5 separate regions of the Homo sapiens genome follow, and all the other regions are linked to region 1. A link is a contact called in ENCODE Hi-C or POLR2A ChIA-PET data. All regions are on one chromosome and are shown on one strand. Each heading gives the region's core, a stretch centred on a gene start or an enhancer-like site at or near the end of the contact. The rest is flanking DNA. Distances are from core to core; before and after follow the strand shown.

The links. Hi-C counts contacts between places; a loop is a spot of excess contacts on that map. ChIA-PET counts read pairs that join two places held with the same protein, here RNA polymerase II (POLR2A). Pooled maps may share reads with other maps.
Region 2: a map with no recorded cell type shows a loop between it and region 1 (9-fold over the local background). The contact joins the enhancer-like site here to the promoter of EXOC8 in region 1. A Hi-C loop is called at or near these places in 3 of 37 single-sample maps with no recorded cell type and 2 of 50 pooled maps.
Region 3: a pooled map shows a loop between it and region 1 (4-fold over the local background). The contact joins the enhancer-like site here to the promoter of EXOC8 in region 1. A Hi-C loop is called at or near these places in 1 of 168 maps with a recorded cell type or tissue (CD8-positive, alpha-beta T cell) and 4 of 50 pooled maps. POLR2A ChIA-PET finds 5 or more read pairs at or near these places in 1 of 52 experiments (activated CD4-positive, alpha-beta T cell).
Region 4: a loop to region 1 is called in a map with no recorded cell type, with 8 times the contacts of the local background. The contact joins the enhancer-like site here to the promoter of EXOC8 in region 1. A Hi-C loop is called at or near these places in 1 of 37 single-sample maps with no recorded cell type and 2 of 50 pooled maps. POLR2A ChIA-PET finds 5 or more read pairs at or near these places in 1 of 52 experiments (activated CD4-positive, alpha-beta T cell).
Region 5: a loop to region 1 is called in a map with no recorded cell type, with 2.7 times the contacts of the local background. The contact joins the enhancer-like site here to the promoter of EXOC8 in region 1. A Hi-C loop is called at or near these places in 2 of 37 single-sample maps with no recorded cell type and 3 of 50 pooled maps.

What each region holds. Positions count from the first base shown.
Region 1 is chr1:231,336,402-231,340,401 of GRCh38, forward strand. EXOC8 (exocyst complex component 8) reads right to left here and starts at 1,451. Exons shown (of 1, transcript NM_175876.5): 1 at 1-1,451. The coding sequence starts at 1,344. SPRTN (SprT-like N-terminal domain) reads left to right here and starts at 1,892. Exons shown (of 5, transcript NM_032018.7): 1 at 1,892-2,203; 2 at 3,368-3,467. The coding sequence starts at 1,983. RefSeq lists enhancers at 753-1,628, 1,176-1,225, 1,266-1,325, 1,629-2,503, 1,906-2,105 and 1 more and silencers at 886-1,055, 3,127-3,176.
Region 2 is chr1:230,120,939-230,125,360 of GRCh38, forward strand. The region is part of intron 1 of GALNT2 (polypeptide N-acetylgalactosaminyltransferase 2); the gene reads left to right. Among named protein-coding and RNA genes, the nearest start is that of GALNT2, 56 kb to the left of the region's middle. RefSeq lists enhancers at 2,193-2,322, 2,333-2,542 and a silencer at 3,284-3,578. Within about 2 kb of position 1,578, at least 9 of the 41 ENCODE cell types and tissues checked have a DNase peak (open chromatin) inside an H3K27ac peak, as active enhancers do.
Region 3 is chr1:232,617,888-232,621,945 of GRCh38, forward strand. All of the region lies in intron 1 of SIPA1L2 (signal induced proliferation associated 1 like 2), which reads right to left. Among named protein-coding and RNA genes, the nearest start is that of SIPA1L2, 10 kb to the right of the region's middle. Within about 2 kb of position 2,669, at least 18 of the 41 ENCODE cell types and tissues checked have a DNase peak (open chromatin) inside an H3K27ac peak, as active enhancers do.
Region 4 is chr1:230,102,409-230,106,294 of GRCh38, forward strand. All of the region lies in intron 1 of GALNT2 (polypeptide N-acetylgalactosaminyltransferase 2), which reads left to right. Among named protein-coding and RNA genes, the nearest start is that of GALNT2, 37 kb to the left of the region's middle. RefSeq lists enhancers at 2,019-3,218, 2,590-3,311, 3,278-3,347. Within about 2 kb of position 2,468, at least 29 of the 41 ENCODE cell types and tissues checked have a DNase peak (open chromatin) inside an H3K27ac peak, as active enhancers do.
Region 5 is chr1:232,588,928-232,592,837 of GRCh38, forward strand. All of the region lies in intron 1 of SIPA1L2 (signal induced proliferation associated 1 like 2), which reads right to left. Among named protein-coding and RNA genes, the nearest start is that of SIPA1L2, 39 kb to the right of the region's middle. RefSeq lists an enhancer at 2,027-2,527. Within about 2 kb of position 1,949, at least 7 of the 41 ENCODE cell types and tissues checked have a DNase peak (open chromatin) inside an H3K27ac peak, as active enhancers do.

The DNA of each region.
Region 1 (4,000 bases), core at 201-2,700:
GATGCGAAGCTGACGAATTGCAGTATGAACAGCGGCTGCCCTGTTTCTCAAAAATAGCTCACAGGCCTTCGTGCACTGGCCCAGCCGGATCAGTTGCGAAACTGCTCTGCGAGTAGCCTTCGGACCACCTCTCAGGGAACGATCTGGGGAGAGTTCGAAAACTAGCACCTCAGTGAGCTGTCGAACTCGCTCCTCCACTTTGGCCCTTAGTTCTTTTACAGGAGGTGGGCTAGGTTTATCTTCCAGGTAATGGTTCAATTTATCCAGCAGGTCAACCGCCCCTTCAAAGTCTCTCTGCGCAATGCAGACATCCAGGTCTTCAGGTAACTCCTGGATCCATTCCATGGAGAGGTCCACCTTCTCTTCCTCTACCTCAGGAACAGCTGGTTCTTCTTCTTCGTCATCCTCAAATGGGTTAGTGGCCTTGGAAGTCACTTGGGGTGGCCCTCGAGGGGCCGCTGCCTCCTCCTGCTCCCTTCGCCTTTTCTCACTGAGGGCCCTCTTGGTGTCCTCCAGCACTTCCAGCCACTCTCGTTTGATTTTAGCATTTTCGGCCTGGAAAATACGGCTCTCGGGGAACATAAGCAGCTTGAACATGTCCTTCATGGGCGGGTTGTCCTTGACATTGACTACGGCCAAACCATCTAGGGAATAGAGAGCGTTGTAGCGATACATCCCACGCCGCTGAGGCAGCCAGGTAGCCACCAACAAGCAATCGTTCATGAGAAAGCCGTGCACCCGCTGCAGTTGGGCCATGTGGTCCGCATCGTATTCCACTAGGTCCCCATTGTACACCAAGTACTGTCCCGGCGTCTCCAGCAGATGCCTGCAGCCTTCCACCTTCTCAAGCAGGGTGGTGAGAGTGCGCTGCTTTCCTTCCTCGCCTGGACCGGAGCCGTCGCGGGAGGCACCCCCGGGGGTGGAGAAAAAGCCGGCCTGGCCTCGGAGGTGGTCTCGGCCCCCCGCCCCACCGACTCCCTCCTCCCCTCCAGAGGCGGCGGCGGCTCCGGCGGCAGCAGCGGCAGGCAGCAACGTAAGCGGGATGCTCTCCAGGCTGCTTTTCTGCTCGGTCAGCAAATGGCTGAGCTGGTACATCTCGCTCTCCAGGTAGGAGATCTCGCGGGCCGTCTCTATGAACTGCCGGTAGTTCTGGTAGACGTTGCGCTTCAGGTTCTGCGCCGTCTCCTCCGCCAGCGCCTGGATGCGCTGCCGGTGCTCCTGGAGGTCCCGGTCCCCATCCGACTGCTGCGAGAGCTGCTTCACGTACAGCCGCGCCTCAAAACCCCCTGACTCCAGCTGCCGACGCAGGCGGCTCGCCCCACTGTCCGACATCGCCATCGCCATTTCTCTCCGGGTCTCACGCACTCACTGTCACTATCGGCGCCGCAGCCGCCGCGGCTGTCTAGACCCACCCAAGGCCAACCGAGCTCCTGGGCTGAGGAAGCAGGAATGGGAACGAGACGAGTACGCCTGCGCCGGGTCTGAGCGTCAGACACTGCGCCTGCGCAAGTGGGCCGAGCGCAGACATTGCGCCTGCGCAGCAATGCCATCGGTTAAAGCGCATGCGCAAGATGAGCTATTGCGGAAGTGAGGGGAGGGAGAGGCCGAGAGAAATTTCGGTACTGCGCATGAACCGAGCGTGACGTTGAGGTTTGAAATAACCGGCAAAGAGTAAAGGCTGAAACTAGCTTCCTGAAAGCTTCGTAGGGCCCGAGCCCTGTGAGCCCAGGTTCTGCGCCCACTAGGAGGTGTCATGCTGACTGCTTTTTTTAAAGCCCTAGAATCTTGGCTTCGGCGTTTGGGGTAAGCTCCGTTCTCGTTCTCAAGCGCGTTTCCGCGAACTCTCGCGGGATTGACGGGCCGTCTCGAGAGCCGGCATCTCCTAGGAGCTAGTCCTGGTCCTCGGCTAGGCGGCTTGGGGTCGCGGCGTAACTGGGGAGCCAGCCTGACGCCGGCGGACCCCGCCTGTGATCCTGGCAACGATGGATGATGACTTGATGTTGGCACTGCGGCTTCAGGAGGAGTGGAACTTGCAGGAGGCGGAGCGCGATCATGCCCAGGAGTCCCTGTCGCTAGTGGACGCGTCGTGGGAGTTGGTGGACCCCACACCGGACTTGCAGGCACTGTTTGTTCAGTTTAACGACCAATTCTTCTGGGGCCAGCTGGAGGCCGTCGAGGTGAAGTGGAGCGTGCGAATGACCCTGTGAGTTCCGAGCCCCGCTGGGGAAAGAGGCGGGACTGGCAGCTTTCCTGCAGCCCCCGGCCCTGGTTTTCTCTCCTTTCTCTAGTCCGACGGTCCCAGGGGGCGTTAAATGAGGGGAGTCTGGTTTTGGACCTGGCAATTCCTGCCTCGGCGTGTTTCTGTCTTCCTTACCTTTTCTCCCACTCGAACAATAAGAAAGCTGTGTAGACCACACCGCCACGGTTGGACTCAGGGCCGTAACAAAAAAGAGATTTTTATTTGAATCTCACTTCACTTGAAAATAACAAGTTCCTGATTTGCCTTATGATAGTGCTGTAGGACCCAGAAGGGAGAAGCAACCAAATCTGCACCTAAGAAAGTGCTGAGGACGCAGAGTAACTGCCAAAGGATGTGTGTTCTCCTCCTCTATTCCCGTTAGGAAACCCACTTTAGTTAGCTCGTGTGTTGCATTGGGGATCTTCAGTGATGCTTTTAAAACGATTCTTTTTCTACACGCTAAATTTCAGAAATCCCTATTTGAAATAATAATCTACTCCTGCACGTGAACAGGGTTAAGTTTAAGATACAGTTGTATCCCAGCATGCTTGTTTTTGAGTTGATAGAAAACAACCTACTGTCAAACAAATTAAGATATGATATTAAATTGTGTTTAAAGTACCAATTTCCTTTATACAGGCGTCTGTTATGATTTTGGAGATATGCTACTGGAGATATCTGCTTGTTAATAACACCGAACTGTAACTTGTCGGAAGGAGACTGGGAGTAGCAGAATAGGATTGCCTTTGAGCTGTTGCAGCCTAGCTAGGGCAAGGGGAGCTGCAGTTGGGCCATGTGGTCCGCATCGTATTCCACTAGGTCCCCGTTGTACACCAGGTACGGTCCTGGCGTCTCTAGCAGGTGCCTGCAGCCTTCCACCTTCTCAAGCAGGGTGGTGAGAGCACGCTGCTTTCCTTCCTTGCCCGGCGGGGATCGGAGCCATCGCGGGAGGCGCCCGCGGGGGTTGTAACTAATTAATTAGGTGAAATGCAAGTATCTGCTAACCAAGGGGGGTATACTTTCATGAAAGCCATCTGCCAACTGAGTTAGTGTGAACTGCCCAAGAATGTGTAAGGACTTGGGCATATTTGGCCAATGTAACACATTTTTATGGTGATTGTTTTCTAGGTGTGCTGGGATATGCAGCTATGAAGGGAAGGGTGGAATGTGTTCCATCCGTCTCAGCGAACCCCTTTTGAAGTTGAGGCCAAGAAAGGATCTTGTAGAGGTATTTTTCGTGTAAACTTGCTTCCTAGCGCAGTAATTTACAAATACTTGTCAATGATTTAGACTGCTGTGAATTCGCCTGTATGTATCGTTAAAAAAAGTCACTTTGCCCTCAGTGAAAGCTTGAATTATGGGGCAAACAATAATGAACACCTTATGTTTTTTATAGTGCTTCATAGTAAAAAAAAAAAAAACAAAAAAAAGGCTTCTAGGGGCCGGGCACGCTGGCTCACGCCTGTAATCCCGACACTTTGGGAGGCCGAGGCGGGCGGATCACGAGGTCAGAAGATCAAAAACATCCTAGCCAACACGGTGAAACCCCGTCTCTACAAAAAAAAAAATACAGAAAATTAGCCGGGCGTGGTGGCCGGCGCCTGTAGTCCCAGCTACTCGGGAGGCTGAGGCAGGAGAATGGCATGAACTGAGGAGGCGGAGCTTGCAATGAGCCGAGATCGCGCCACTGCACTCCAGCCTGGGTGACAGAGCAAGACTCTGTCTCAAAAAAATAAAAGCCTTCTAGGTATATTATCTGTT
Region 2 (4,422 bases), core at 328-2,827, 1.2 Mb before region 1:
AAACACTAGGCCAGAAATTGGTTAACTGTGGTTTAGGACTCCTAATCTTTCTCCGGATTTATTGAAAACATGTCTTAGAATGGTACGCACCAAGTGGTTCTCCCTGGTACTGCATCCTGCTGGCCACGTACCCTTTCCTGATGCTCCTCTGAAGGGAGGATGTTTAACGCAATGATCTCCAGCCAGTGTCCAAATGGCATAGAGCCACTTCCTTGTTGACATTCCCTGGGATCTGGAGGTCACTTCCAGCTCTTTCCTCTTTTCTGCAAGAGCCATGGTGCTGCACCTGCCTGCTGTGTGCTGGCACATGCCTGTGGGGTTGTGAAGGCTTTGTATGGGTCCCTGGACCACACCTGAGGAGGCGCTGTCTTAGTCCCGTGGCGGGCGGTGGGGCAGGCTCCCTGCACTGGAGGAAGCACCAGCAGGCTTTTGTGCGTGAACAGACAACTCTGTTGGCTTTCCTGCCCTCCCCTGTTTGCCTTCTTGATTTTTCCCTTCTCTTTTTGTTTCTGTCTCCATCCTGGTTGCATTCCCTCACTCCCCTCTTCTTTGTCCCTGCCAGGTTTCTGATGGGTTACTTCTTTGAGGAGGAGAACCCTACCACCATTCCAGAATACTCAAGGCAAGGTTTGAGGGGAGAATTAGGCGGATGTCCATTTCACAAGGCTTTGTTTTTGCCGAGGAGAACATCAGTGTCTGCCTTTAGTAGGTTGCCATCATCATAAGCAATAATAGCTGACTGTAACTCAGGGACTGTGCTGGGAACTTTCCATGCCCACGGAGTCAGTCCCTTCAGCAGCCCCAGGAGGATGAGTGCTTTTGCATACCCCACTTTGCATAGATCCCAAAAAGGGGACATTGGGACATTGGGAGCATCAGTAACTTGCTCGAGGTCACACAGCTAGAAGAGGGGAGGAGGGATTTAGAATGTATTTATTTATCTTATAACGTTTATTTTTTGATATATAAATTTATATTTCCCTTTGTAGTTTATTTAAATACTGTTATGCTTTTTTTTTTTTTTTTTTTCAAGGGACAGGGTCTTACTCTGTTGCCCAGGCTAGCCTTGAACTCTTGGGCTCAACCATTCAAGCCTCAGCCTCCCGACTAGCTGGGACTGTGGGTTTAGAATTTGAATCCAGTGTTCACCCTTCCTCCTGAGCGGTGCTGTACATTATGAACAGGTTGTTTGCCAGGAACTGGGATAATGCCATTTTCCTCATAAACCTTTGCCCCGCAAGCATGGGTAGACAGACAGCTGGTGCTTTCCTTGGTTATATTTGGCAAACTATATAACCAAACCAAACTTGATTATATTTGGCTAGTGGACCAGTTCTTTTGTAGTTGGTTAGAAAAGAAAAGATATCGCTTTCCCTTGAAAGAATTCATTCTCCATGAGATTGAGGTTCAGAAAATCTGTTAAATAAATCCCAAGCCCTGAGGCCTCCAAATCAGTGGCTGCTCCGCTGCTCCTCTCTCTCCCTCGACCTGGTCTCTCAGTGACCCCCTCATCTTTTCAAATCATAGCATGTTGGGACAAGTGTTCCAGGGAAGGCCTCTGTCAGTGTTTAGCTTACATTTCTTGGGTGTATCTTTTTGACAAAATTTTCCCCCCAGGGATAAGGAAACCAGAAAACCACAGTGGATCAGCGTGCAGGAATGCATAAGGGTGGCTCTGTGTGTGTGTGTGTGTGCATGTACATACGTGTGTGTGTGTGTTCATCCGTGTGTGTGTGTTTTCCTTCAGAGCATTTTAAAGGTCTCAGCTATTATTAACATGAATTTATTATCTATATTTAGGATAAGCCCACTAAGGATGATTTGGGATGAGCTGTGAATCTGTGGTGTATATATAGATCTCTGCACACGCGTATAGTGCATATTTATGTCTGCACGTACTCCTGGGCGTTGACATCTGCCTGTGGAATGCAGACATCTCTGTGCAGGGTTGTGGCCTGTCGTCTCTTGATTGGCAGTTGAAGTGTCCCGCATCCCCTTGTTATTAATAACTTGCTTGGGGCTACATTGAGTTGGGGATGTGCAGTAGTGATTTATCAAGACATTGTTATAAAGACACAAGGCTGGTTGTAATAGTCTAATCAGAACAAGTGTATTCAAAGTGGCGAGTTTCAAGCATGCTGTTTAGGAGACTTCACACTTATTTTCAGCGTTCAGAACATTGTTGAACCTCTGCTTTTGGCATCGTGGTCACAGCTAGTCTATGAGCCTTAGGAGAAATTATACTTGCCATTTGGTGCCCACTGTGAGTTTCTGACCAAGAACAAAATTTCCAAGCTTGATCACCTGCCTTATTCGTGACGCTTGGCTCCAAGTGGTTGTTAGCTGTTTCCAAAAAACAAATGTGCTTTAGAGGATGAACATTATGCTGTTGTCTCTGGGGGCCAACCCGTTAGGGGAGTTCCAGAAATATTTTGAATGATGACAGCATCATGGGAATACCAAGGGTCTCCCCAGGGGACTACTTTGAAGAGGGGCACATGCAGGTTGGTCATGTCTTTGTGTGAGTTCCAGGGTTCGAAAATAACTGACGTATACTGGTTGTGTATGTCTGTGTGTGTGTTGCCCGCACAGCTAAGTTTAGACACCGAGCTTTGGAGACCTCTGAGAGCCGACTCCACCTTTGATTTTCAGTTGTCTTTCATTTTGTACCCATTTGGTATTGTCTTGCTTGAGCCTTTGTGGAAATAGACCTTGACTTCATTTCTTAAGTCTTTTTTACTTTCTACGATTATGGAAAGGAAAAATATATATTTTATTTAGAAGGCAACAGGTGTACTTATGTTCTTCTCCTATATGATGGGTAGTGGAAATGTTTTAATTGCCTTCTTTTGTCTACTTTAACCTCATGATCATTGCCTTTGTTTGCTAGTCTCTCAGCATGCGTGGTTTTGAAAATGACCTGCACACTTAGCAGATGTGATACAGAAACCAAACCCCCGAACCACACTGTCAGGGGACTCTAAAAATGTGAAAACACCTGGTTTTGGTTTCTTAGTCATTCTGTTTATTTGGTGAACTCTGTAGCTTCAAACGTACAGCTTTGACCACTTAATGAAAGCATGTGGATAGTGACGTGAGGATGACCTGAAGATATGACTCCCTGTCCTTTGGACTAAGTGGCCTTTAAACCAGTCACGTGCCTGGCTCAACTTTAAAAAGAAGTAAAGACATTGTCATTAGATCTATACAATGTCAAGAATATTACCCGGCCTGGATTTAGGTGGAAATGAATTAAGTGCAAGTACTGATAGGTACTTTCTGGGGGTTAATTTTATTATTTTCTTCTCTTTAATTTTGATGTAGACATGGAGACAGCAGAGGGAGAGACACCAATTCTTAAGCATGTTGTGTGCTGGTGTGTTGCAAAACATTGCTGCAAGAGCTGTCTATCACCCGCAAGAGCCCTTCTGACCTGATCTGTGGTCGTACTGGACTTGTGGCAAGCTGGAATGTCCCCTTGTCACCAGTGGCGTGTTAATGTTACTAAAAAGCAAGGAAAATATAATTGAGTTCTCCCTAAATCTACCTGTGGCATGAAAAAATCTCTCAGGTTGCATCATGTCCAGAAATAACTATGGTGGGGCCTAATGGGAGTAATTCCCTGGCTCCAGGTATTTGGAGGAGGCAGGCAGCACTTCTCATTGGAGTGATTTGGAACCAAGGCAGTACATTTTCCTGCTGTTCCTGAACAATCTGAAGTTTTGCAGATCCTTGGAGAAATAAAAGCCACAGTCTTGGAACCTCCCACCTTCTTTTGGCCTGAGTCCTTCTCATGAATTCAGCAACCAAAATGGAGTCATGGGGACGGGTGGGACCTGCCGTGATGGTCCCACCTGCATTACCCCCATGGCAGACTAGGGTGGTGTGGCCTGTCTGGGAATGTGGTCTTTCTCTCTGAGAACCCAGCTATGTGGTTAGTAACTCAGGATTGTGGCCCTGTGGTTACTGTGCACTAATCAGCCCTCCAAACACTGGAGGAGCACACCCTGGTGTCTGCACCGCTGGCTGTTTTCAAGAGTGTTGTTCTCTTCCACCAAACAGCCTACACTCAGCCCTGCACTCAGATTTTGCTTTATTTGTTGATGAAGCTGGAAAGAGTCCATTTGACGTGTAACCTGGTCTCCGCTAAGCGGTTGTTCTCTATTCTTGTCAAATGTGAAGGCTTCCCAAGCCTGGTTATGCATTGTTGGCTGCCAAAGAGGGCCAAGTGTTTGAAAGTGAATACCAGATTAGAGAATTCATAAATGAAGATGCAATAACCCATCACACAATTAGAGTGCAGGATCCCTTTCCCACAATCAGAGTAACAGAGATGGGACTAAGGAAGTTGTACAGGCCAGAGAAGGGAGGGGGCTGTGGGGAGAAAGAAGGAATAGCTGGTTAGAATGTCCCTGTGTTTCT
Region 3 (4,058 bases), core at 1,419-3,918, 1.3 Mb after region 1:
GCCGAAGTGTTTAGTGATAAAAGTGTAAAAAGTGTGCAACTTACTCTGAAATGCATCCAAAAAATAAAATGGATTGATGGATGGGTAGAAGACGGAGAGACATCTATAAAGCAAATAAAGCCAGACCTAACAACTGTGGGATCCAGGAGGTGGGTACAGAGGTGTCCACTACACCACACAATATTTTCAGCTTTTCTGTAAGATTGCAAATTTGCATGATAAAACGTTGGGGGAAAGTATATGGTGATTACACTGAGATTTACTGGTTTAAATAAATCTCAGAAGTTTAAAGCAGAACGCAAATCTTACCCAGCACTTACTGTTAGTTCATGAGACATAAGATAGGAAGTGGACTGAAGGAAGGGAGCATCAGCAGCAAACGAACAACACCCCAGAGACCTGGGGGCGGAAGGGATGCTCAGGCGAGGCGAGCTCTTTTTGTCCACAGACATCCTTCCTAATGTCGCCTCAGTTTAAAACTCTTGTGGCTGGGCGCGGTGGCTCACACCTGTAATCCCAGCACTTTAGGAGGCCAAGGCGGGTGGATCACAAGGTCAGGAGTTCGAGACCAGCCTGACCAAGATGGTGAAACCCCGTCTCTACTAAAAATACAAAAATTAGCTGGGCATGGTGGCGTGCGCCTATAATCCCAGCTAATCAGGAGGCTGAGGCAGGAGAATCGCTTCAACCCAAGAGTCGGAGGTTGCAGTGAGCCAAGATTGCACCAGTGCACTCCAGCCTGAGGGACAGAGTGAGACTCCATCTCAAAAAAAAAAAAAAAAACTCTTGTTACTCCGCATAATTTTAAAATAAATCACTTCAGTGTATCAATTATCAAGTTATATATTCCTAAGTATAAAGTCTCAAAACAAAACACATGACCTTGAGTTGCAAATATAATACTATGTGTATATTCTGTCAACTAACTGAAATGAATTCAGTAATTTTATACCAAAACGTCATTTATATCTCTGTATATCCAAAGTAATTTTTCCTTTAGTTTTATGACACAGTCTATAACCTTCAGTAAATTACAGTGAGGAAAAAAAACATAATGACCATCTTACGTGATAGACAAAGTAATTATCACCACTTTGAAAATACTGTCCGTCACTTCTCCTTAATGTTGCTTTTGTTAATAAAATGCATCTCTGGAGTTGCAAAACCTAAACCAGGCAAAAAGATGAGTTTGTATTTAAGCAGATCATTTTAATAGAGATAGTACTGTGATCAAAGGAACAACTGAGAGTGTTCTGTATGTATCTTCTGGTCTTGGAGAGGGCCTACAGTTTCCCTGCACACAAGAGGCCCTCAACAAAAACTCAAATCCTAACCATTTTCCAAAGCTTAACTCAAGTTCTATCTTCCTTGAATGTTTTCCTAACCATGCAAACCCACCTTATTCTCAGCTAACCACACAGTCTTTCATCTGAAAGAAGCTGTAGCGCCCATCTATCATATGGTCTCATTTACACAGGAATCTTTTTCTAATACACCTGACACATAGCCATCAACTCTGCCCAAGTTAGTTAGTTCATCACCTAAGAAGGCAGTGCATTCATCACCTAATAAGGTAGCCCATGCTACTACACAATAGCTCTAGTGATTAAATCATGCCCTCTGATAGTTCTGAATCAGTAACATCAGGAAGTTTAACTAGAAGAACACTCAAAGTCCCTCCGAGGACTAAATTCTAAGAGTCAGTTAATTTGCTGACTCTGCCTGACAGCTACCCAGGACGGGATGGAAGGGATGGAAGGACAAGATCCCTGTCCTCAGGGGTCTCACACCCTAGGGTGCCCCTGTTAACTTGGAAATCTTAGAATGCCAGCATTTAAAAAGACTTCAAGATGGCATGGTCCCACATCCTTATTTTAAAATTGGATTATAGTCACTGCCCCAGAAAGCTGAGGGAGTTAGACAAGGCCATGGAAGAACCCCTTATCCCACTTGTATCATCTGCAATAGCAGGATATTCTACTCTGCTCTTAAATGCTCCAAATAGATTTTTTTTTTAAGATGGAGTCTTGCTCTCTCACCAGGCTGGAGTGCAGTGGCGCGATCTCAGCTCACTGCAACCTCCGCCTCCCGAGTTCAAGCGTTTCTCCCGCCTCAGCCTCCTGAGTAGCTGGGATTACAGGCACGCGCTGCCAAGCCTGGCTAATTTTTGTATTTTTAGTAGAGACGGGGTTTCACCATGTTGGTCAGGCTGGTCTTGAACTCCTGAACTCATGATCCGCCCGCCTCAGCCTCCCAAAGTGCTGGGATTATGGGCATGAGCCACCACGCCCGGCCAGATTTTTTTAAATTACCATTTTTCTCCGTAGTTTTACCTGTTCCAAAAAGGAAGAAGATAAAAGTTCACTTTTAAACACACTAATGCTTGCAGGGATGACAAGGAAAGCAAGTGCATATTGCCAGAACCCTGTTCCATGAAGGTAGGTGTCTCGATGTACACTTCTCTCCACCTTCCTCAACACCTCCCAGGGTGCTACAGCAAGGGAAGTACAGATGTGCTAAGCCTTTGCTATTGGAATAACAAAGAGCGTAGTAAGATGAAAGCAGTGTCTCTTGAAACTCTCCTAGGGCCTTGTTCCTCATTCCATGCACATATCCTGTGCCGACTCAACATCCCCTCTGCTCCACAGCTTATCTCAGAAAGAACTAAGTTACGGTGCCAAGCTAAGAGGATGAATTTAGAAAGCTTCACATAACCAGACGCACAGCGACAGCAGCCATCAGACATCACCCAGATTTAACTGCCCTAAAATTAGCAGTCAGAGCAAAGTAGTTACTGCAATGATTGCGTCAGAGCTATTCTGACTGGCAAACTGCCAGTTTTAAACAAATTGTCCTGCTTTCTCTACCAGGGAAACAATATTTTGGAACAGAGCCAGCTAAGCATTTCAGTGAATGTTCAAATTCTAGCTTCTCTATTAATGTTGTATAATTCAATGACAAGGTGAACAAAGTCTACATAGGCTACATCTGCAAGGGTGTTATTTTCTTTGTTGTAAGCACTTATTCTTTGGGTGAGTAAAGTACTGTGGATGAATCCTTTTAAATATTTAAATGCCTGAAATGTATTTAGGGATTCACATTCAACTGGCTTAAACAAAGATTATGCAAATCTAGCAAAATATAAATGCAAAACAAAAATTGTTTTCCTCTTATATTTCTTTTAATCTTGGCAAAGACTCGGGCTAAAAAAAATGTTCTCTGCATGATCACAGAAGGACCCACTCACTTCCCAACAAAGAATATATAACCTGATTCAATCAGTAAAACTGCTACCTCACCACAAATTACAAAATTTCTAGTTAATAACAGACAATTCACTGGCTGAGAGAACAGGGCAGTTTTTAGACCAGAACAATGAGCTCATTAGCCCAACCCTCAGCCTCCACTTCCCCCTTTCAGTGATAGTGAGTCGGTAATTCCGCCATTCTTATATGCACACACCTTCTTTAGTTCCCTCCCTCTCTCCCTTCTTCCTTTCTGTCTTTTCATTCTTTCCTTTCATCATGATTTATTGAAACCTACCATACCTTACAAGTGAGCTGTAGAATAAAGAACACTATAGCTGGAACCAAGAGAAATGGGTTTAAAACATAAGGACTCAGATTCAGAAAACCACACTTTCATTAAACCTTAGTTTTTGTATCTGTAAAAGGGAAAAAAATCCCACCAGCCTTATAAGGTTCTCGTTAAGTATACATGAGAGAACACAAATGAAAGTTCAAGCACGGTAACATTTTACACTCGCCTTTAAGAATATCTCTCCCCAATTCTTTATTCTCTTCATAAATCAACATTAGTCTCCTTCACTTATTCTTGTCATTTAAAACATTTTTTTTTTTTTGTGACAGGGTCTCACTCTGTCACACAGGTTGGGGTCCACTGGCACGATCAGCCCACCGTAACCTCGAACGCCTGGGCTCAAGGGATCGGCCCTCCTCAGCCTCCCCAGTGGCTAGGTCGACAGGTGTGCACCACCACACTCGGCTCATTTTAAAATTTTCTGTAGAGATGGGGCCTTGCTTTGCAGTCCAGGCTAG
Region 4 (3,886 bases), core at 1,218-3,717, 1.2 Mb before region 1:
TGGTCTTCAAGAGTGAAGTTGTGTCTCTGAAATTGTAAGCCCAAATGGATCATTTCCTTTTTTAGGTTTTAGAATTCCAGGTTTATTTTCTGGAAGAGCTTGCAGCAGATGGGCTTCTGTAGGGGAACGTTTATACCTTGGGGGTTCCGTTTCGAGAGTCCTTGATTTATTATTGTTTACAAATGGTGGTTGGAAATTGTTCATTGATTTGACATAAAGCTGCCCAGGCTTATTGTAAAAACACCTCTGCATCCAATTAGAATGACAGACACTTAGTGTGATGACTCAGGACAGTTGATGGCCTTAAAAAAAAAGCGAACAGATTAAATCACTCTCTGTTTTTTCATAGCCATTGATGGAAACAGATTCTGTGGGGTAAATAACAGAGTCTTGGGTGGTGGAAAGGTTGAAGATGTCCAGTAGTTGTGGCAGGGCAAGGATGGAGGACTTTTTCTTTGCAGGGGCAGTGGAGAGGCGGGGCCATGGGTGAAGACTGGAGAATACTCAGAAGGTAGCATGGACGAGAGTGTTGTTTGATGACTCTGCATGTGACCAGTAGTGACATTTTACTCACTGAGGCTCATATTGAGGTTAAGCCCGAGGTCCATTGGCCTTGCTGAGATCGTGTTTAGAACACAGCACTGTGCAGTAAGAGACTCCTATAACTCTATCAAATTTGCATTTGGAGGAATTGTAAAGAGCCTCTGTTACCTCCTAGGTGAGGCAGTCCAGGAAAACAGTTGCTAGAAGGAGCTATCTGCAGAAATAGACAGTTGTGGTCCTTTCATGTTTTAATAATTGTTCCCTGGATTTCAAGGAGTCAGTCCAAAATCCCCGTAATAGATTTTAGTAACGTTCATGGAATCTCAGTTTGCACATCATGAGACCTTTAGTGTGGTGTTTACTGTCTTCACCTTAATATACTTTGTATCCATGAGCAACCTTGCTACAGTCATGCAAAGATGATTATTTTTTATTCAGCAATAATTAGCCACAGTGTTGAGCACCCAGATGCCTTCCTGCAGCAGCCCCCCTTTTCTCCCCAGCCAACATCTGCAACTGTGAACAGATTTCCATCTTCAGCCTTGGTGGTTGGAAAGAAATGTAAGTCACCTTTTTTTCTGGTTGGTTCTGGGGCAGATGCCACCAGGCTGCAGAGGCAGTCTGTGTCTGTGGGGCTCACCAGGGCATGAGTTCTGCTCCCAGGAAAGAGATTCTTGCAGGATTTTGTCTGTGGTTCTAAGGAGACAAGTAGGTGGCACACAAAAACAGAAAATGAAAGAACCCATCCCTCCAAAACCACACACACAAAGCCAAAAGGAAAAAAAAAAAGCACATAATTATCATGTAGGCACTGTTGCAGCTAACCCTGATTTTGGCCTCAATTCTGAAACAAGTTAGCTGGTTTAGACAAACCCCTTATTAGGTAATGGATTGTTATTCATTCCTCCCCTTCTCCTAGTCATTTACTCCGTGAGAGCTGCTCCTACCTGACCTTCCACTGATTTTGGTAGCAGCATCTCCCAGAGCGACTGTTTCCTTCTTCAGCAGTGTTCCTTACTCAGGGTGTAAGATCTTAACCCCACAGAGCCCCGTATCAGGTTTAATTAACTAATTGATTCAGCTTGTGCTTACTGAGTGCGAGGCAGTCATGTGCTTCTGTTTGGTAAATGGCTTCATTTTCCCTCTAACTCCTGAGCGTCCTGAAGCTTCTCTTATGGTTCTCTCCAAAGGAGTCAGCAGGCTGGCTCTGCAAGGGTCAGTAGGTTCTGGGGTGGTGGGGGGCCGAGGGAGGCAGGGAGGTTGGCTCTGTCTTTATTTGGCATAGAGCTCCCCGAACAGGGTCTCTCCTCCTTTCTCCAAAGGTTAATGGAACCACTATCTTAAAAAGCTGAAATCTTATCTTCTGGGGTATTTGGGTAGAGAAGGCTAGGGAATCCCTTTTCCATGGTGGTGCAGTAGGTTCTCAGAACCAGCTGGTGGGCCTCAAAGAGAGGCGGCTGTATTTTAGCCTGATAATCTTGATTCCTGGTTTCCTGGCTCTGTAGCATCAGAAATGGGAAGCTTTAAAAGCCGTGCCTTGTTGGATGCACCGAGTCATAAAATAAATGTGATGTGCTGGGTGGGGGAAATGCGGGAGGAGGGAAACAGGTGGTTGGAGCTGCTTCGTGATGGCCGCCCACCCTGGCTCTCCTTTCTTAATAGGCTTCAGAAATCCTGGAATGCGTAATTCACCAGCTCACAGAGTTCCACCCATGTCCCCAGTGGCTTCAAAATGTAAATGACATTTGCAGTGCTGGGAGGTAGGAGGGCGATCCCGTTCCTTCCCTGGATCTCAGTCGCAGAGGTGCTGGCTCATGTGCCTGAGTGCAGCGGCTGGCCCGTCATTACTGGTCTTTGCAGGAAGCCACTCTGAAGGCACCTGGGCCCTTGCCAGGCTGAGTCACAGCTGACTTAGGGAAATGCCACACAGGACGCTTGCAGTCCCCCCGTTCTAAGCGTAGGTTTTGCAACTGCATACTCGGAAAATGAATCAGAGTGGGGGAAAGTGTCAGAGAAACAGCAGAAATGGAATGTAGGCAGGAGGGCCACAGTGGCGCTGTGGATTCAGACCACACCTTCGGCTCTGTTTGGGGCCCTTCCTGTAAGGAGCGTACTGATGCCAGAGGCTGGGGGTGTGGAAGGGAAGCTGCTGTGCTGTTAGATCCATTCTGCTATTTAGCCAGCCTTCCTTTTCCCAGCTGGCACAGACAGGATGTGTTAGAGAGGTGCTCAGACCTCCTTTCAGAGCAACTGAATCATTCTCCAGGAGGGACAGGGAGTCTGAAATGCAAACAGGTTCCCAGGGTTATTGAAGAGCAGCCAAACTGAACACCCACTGCTCTGTGGACTCAAGCTGGTTTTAGACATTGTTTGGTCAGGACCAGAGCCGAGCTCTGGGGCCCACTGGGGGCTCTTGTCGCACCATATCATTGATTCTACAATGCACATTTCCCCCGCCTCTCATGTTTTAACATGTCTGAAATCAGGATGCATCTTCCATGGATGGTGTTTCAGGGTTTCATTGATCGTGTTTTTCTTCCTGAGTGGCACACAAAATTAATGGTGCTCCCTAGAGTTGATGGTCCCTGCGGTTCAGTGAACCGTGTTGCTCTTGTGTAAGCTCCTGTGGGAACATAGAGTCTCTGTGTCCCACCTTCTTCCTCGCAGTGGTCAGCACGGATGAGGTGGGAGTTGCATAAATGTCAGCATTCGAAAGTGAGGGCGTCTGTCGGTGCTGTCTCACTGTGGGGCTTCAGAGAACGTGAGCACCTGTGTTTGCATTCTCCATCAAGGTTCATGTCCTGTTGGCTCATAAGCATGATTATATCCATTATACAAACTGGGGCACAGGCACCCAGAGAGAAGTCAAAAGACTTGTTCAAGATGGACAACTAGGAAGTGGTGGGGACAGACCAGTCCTGTCTGATGCCAGATCCAGCGCTGTATCTGCCAGTCAGCATGCACACTTTCATCTCTCCAGCCTCTTCCCACTCACCTTTACTCAACATTTCTGGGCCTCCATAGTGATTGTAGTAATTCGGTAAAGATGATTCATTTCTTTAGTCCGGTCTTCGGACTTGACTTCTTAGAAGCAGGTCTTGTGCAATAGTTGCATATTAACCACTTGGTGACACAGTGCATGAGGGTATGCCAACTCTTTTTGCTCATGGCCGTGCAGTGCAGAATTTCCAGGCATTGTCCGCTCTGTTTCCTGGACTTCGGAGTGATAGCAAAGTTTTGTATTCCCTGATCAGCTGTGTATCTCTGAGCAGCAAGTTGATCTCTCTGTATAAGGGTGACTGTGCCCATGGAGGATGGCATGCAATTGCCTAAAGATTTCAGT
Region 5 (3,910 bases), core at 699-3,198, 1.3 Mb after region 1:
CTAAAATCCCTTTTTTATTTCTGATATGGTAGATTATGTGATTGATAGAACTCACATAAACAAAAACTCTTTGGAGTCCTCAATTATTTTCCAGAGTGTAAAAAAAAGGCATGAGACTAAAATAATTGAGAAGCACTATCTGAAAGAAACATTTAGGTGGCAGTTCCCTCAAGGAAACACAGGGGCACGTTTATGGAAAAGAATTTGAGACATAAAGCAGGTGAGCTAAAATTTCCTCACCATCGGGTGACAAAACGCAGTTTCATTTCAATTCATTAAGCCAAATACGTATTCACTGAGGTTTCTCTTTAGGGTCAGACAATGATTAAACTATTTAAACATTTGGATCTCCATTAATCTTCCATCAATTTCCCAAATGACTAGTCTTGTGTAACACTACGGTAACACAGTATGTAAATTCACCCAGTTAGCTCACTGGTACTTGTATACTCTCCCAAATCCACTAACATTCACTACATTGTCTTTTGCCACCATTGGCTGAGAGGCTTCTCACTGAATTATTGATTTTCTGCCAATTAATTACCATAGTTAAGATTCAGTTGAGCTTCTCTTCGCAGAAATTCTTTTTTCCAATCTCACTTCTCTTGTACCCTTTGGAGTCTGTTGGGGAATCAAAATAATTGGTAACCTAAGGATAAGATACTGAGTTCTAAAAATATCCTTGGCATAACTTACAAATAACTCAGTTGTCAGACACTTAAATGGGCAAAGCACTGTTCTCCAGTGGATTCCACACTTGGATGCTTTTCAGCTGATCTTCCCTCAACTCTCTGTCAACAACTTTACTACAGGAATCTAAGACAAATCCATTTTACTGAACCCAGGGGAAAACTGATAAGTGCATTCACATATAGGCTCCTGTTTAGAAAAATGGCATGCTTGAGGTATAAGAACTATAAAAAAGAAAAAAGAATCTCCTTATCTATAGTAAGGCATATGCGTTTCAGGAAAGGAAACACAACTTCTAATTCCTGAAACAATACTTGCACAACTAAACAGACACTTCCTGCAGCAGTTCAGAAACCATCCAGCCAAGGAGGACGAATCACAGAACAGGAAGTCATCGCTCTATCTCAAGTCAAGGGTTCCTCTGAGGGCTTCCAGAGCCCACTGGAGTGTGCCTGCAATCCAGCAACGCAATCCGGGAATTCCATCTCTCCTATCCTCTTCCCCACAAGGGAAGTCAAGTCCCCAGACACCTTGCTGGAGCACATCATGGAACAGACAGTCCTCACCTCCCCAATTCCCACAGTCTCTCACCTCCACCTCCAGGGCCCTCCCACGCAGGCTACACAAAACCCCTCAAGAGTTTATCTCAAGATGCCCCATAAAAATGACTCTTGACTTTATTTCTCTAAAAGGTGTGTGTCACCAATTGCGCAGTGAGATTCAATAAAGCTCCATTTATTTTTGTATACAACTTGAGTCTGAAGAAAGTAAATAAATTAAACCAAACTTAATAAAGTTGAAGGAGAAATAAGAAATTTAACTCAGTGATAGCACCAGCATTTTAACAAGACTGCTGGAAGAAAGTGAGCTGGAGTTCATACACACTGTTTTCTGGAAAGCAGAGGGTATGGAGGAGAAACACAGTGGACCTGATGTCACATGCTGATTCAGACCCTAGCTCTCGGGCCCTACCTACTTCCTGAACGGGAACATGGCTTAGAGAAGCACATGGCATTGGGCCTCGCCCATGCAACCAGCCACACACAAATTAGTTCCATCCCTGCATTCCTCCCAATATCTCTACCACCATAAAAAAACAAAAAAAGGAAAAAAAAAATTGTCCTGCAGTGAAAGAATATGAGATCTTCCAACTAACTGCAGACCAAAGTCAGTCATATCGAACAGTGAATTCTTTACCATGCATTAGACAAAAGAAACTGGATTAGAGAAGTGACTCTAAGAGAGAAATGAAACCCACCCCATCAACCTAAAATGCAGACAATACAAACAGGAAGGACTGTGCTTTGTAAGAGTTTCCTCAACATAGTTTACAGCAAACAAAAGGGAATAAACCTTGGTCAAGTTAAAGGGCTGGTTAACGGAAAGCCGGGTAAATCAGAACACGGCTGATTTCAAGGTGTGTGCCCATTTTCCGGAGTGCAGCCAACACAGGGGAGCAGTGATGAGTGCTCACCGTCTCTCTTGGCCTTACTGACCTCCAGCACCCTATCTGAAAATAGCAGCCCACATAGGAACAATGACAAAACAGCCAAAAAGCATTTAAATGGAAAGAGTTAGTTAAACAAAAATTAGTAACTCGGCCTATTACAAAAATAGTTCACATGTGATTCCCTATTTCCTTGACCAAATTGGAAAATAATTTAGCTGTTTATATTTCAGAGAGAAGATCAACACACACAGGTACTCGAGTACTGACATTTCCATATTGGTCATGACGGGATCAGTCCTGTAAGGTTTGCTACTCATGAGTACTGTGCTGCCCATTACCTGTTCTACACCAAACCCAGCTCCTCCCTGGGTCTGCCGAGGATGGGCAGTGGAGCCCTTGGGCCAGGAGCCCCCACCAGGGCCAGGAATGTGGCTGCCTCTGGCTGGTCTCCAGGGAGGATGAGGTTTAACCTTTAACCCAGAATGGCATAGCCATCTGGCACCTCTGCCTTTTGTTGTGTGTTGCCTTTAAGCTCTCTCTTCAGGCCTTGTGATGCAGTTTACTGACTGGCAAGGTTTTCTCTCAGTTTTCTAGTCTCCTTAGTGAGGCCATGTTAGGGCAGAGTCTAAGAAAATCAAAAAGATGCGGTACCTTATGACAAGGAGAGAGGAAAATGCTTCCGAGCCCTTGTACCAATAAACTCCTGACCAAGGAGTCAGTGAACGGAGGTTGCTCTACTTCAAAATCCAGTTTATCCCAGCCCAAGAGGAACTCTTGTTCCTCACTTCTTATGTTCTAATTTTTAATTTACTAGAACTGGCTGAGACTCTTGCTTAAAAAAATAAGAACACAGTTGAAATGGCAACAGCCTAAGCCTGTAAGTGCCGCCTGCCATCATAAAGGGCCACTTCTATGGGTGCTTCTAGTGGGACTGAGCCCTTATGTCCCTTTTTTTCCCACTAATCACTCTTAGGAAGGGGCTACCAGAATAAGAAAAAGAAGGAAAACGTGACTGAATTATCCATTGCCACTATTTTACTACTAAAAATAAACTACCAGAGAAAAGAGAGGAAAAAAATATAAAGTTATCAATTCTTACACACACACACTTACTTAGAGGCTGTCTGAAAGCAAGAGGAATATTTAGCACAGACATTTGCAGACACTTACCGTCAGAATTAAAATGGGAAGCTGCATAGATAGAAGTCACTGAATAATTAGCCATGAAGACAATTTTCCTCCGCTATCTGCCAGATACAATTTCTTTCACTCCATCTCCAGAGGTAAACACATCTCAACTGGTATAGCTGAATGAGACCACCTGCCACTTGGTTTGCAAAGGTTCTTAATTTGGGGTAAAATTGTAGCCACCTAAAATGTTCAGATCTAAAAATACAAGTATTCTTTTATAAATCAAGTCTGTTGATCTTAAATCAAATTAACTCTGGTTTATATGTGAAAATAAAATAAAAAACTGATTTATCATGTAGTCTATACACTCCTGGCCCTCAGGTATTGAAAGACTAAGAAAAACTTAGTGAATCAAAGGAAGGAAAGTTTACTGTTACCCCAAAACTTTGTAAACTGCCAGGTTTTCTAGAACTAAACAACAACAACAACAAATCTTTTTTAACCTTTCCATAAAGAACCTTAGAAAACTTGTAATAAAACTAATTTAATATAAAATTAAAATGAGCACTAATATTTCAAGCTTCAGTTTATCCTCTCCGAATGTTCACAGGAAAAAAAAAAAAAGGTGAAAATGCCCTT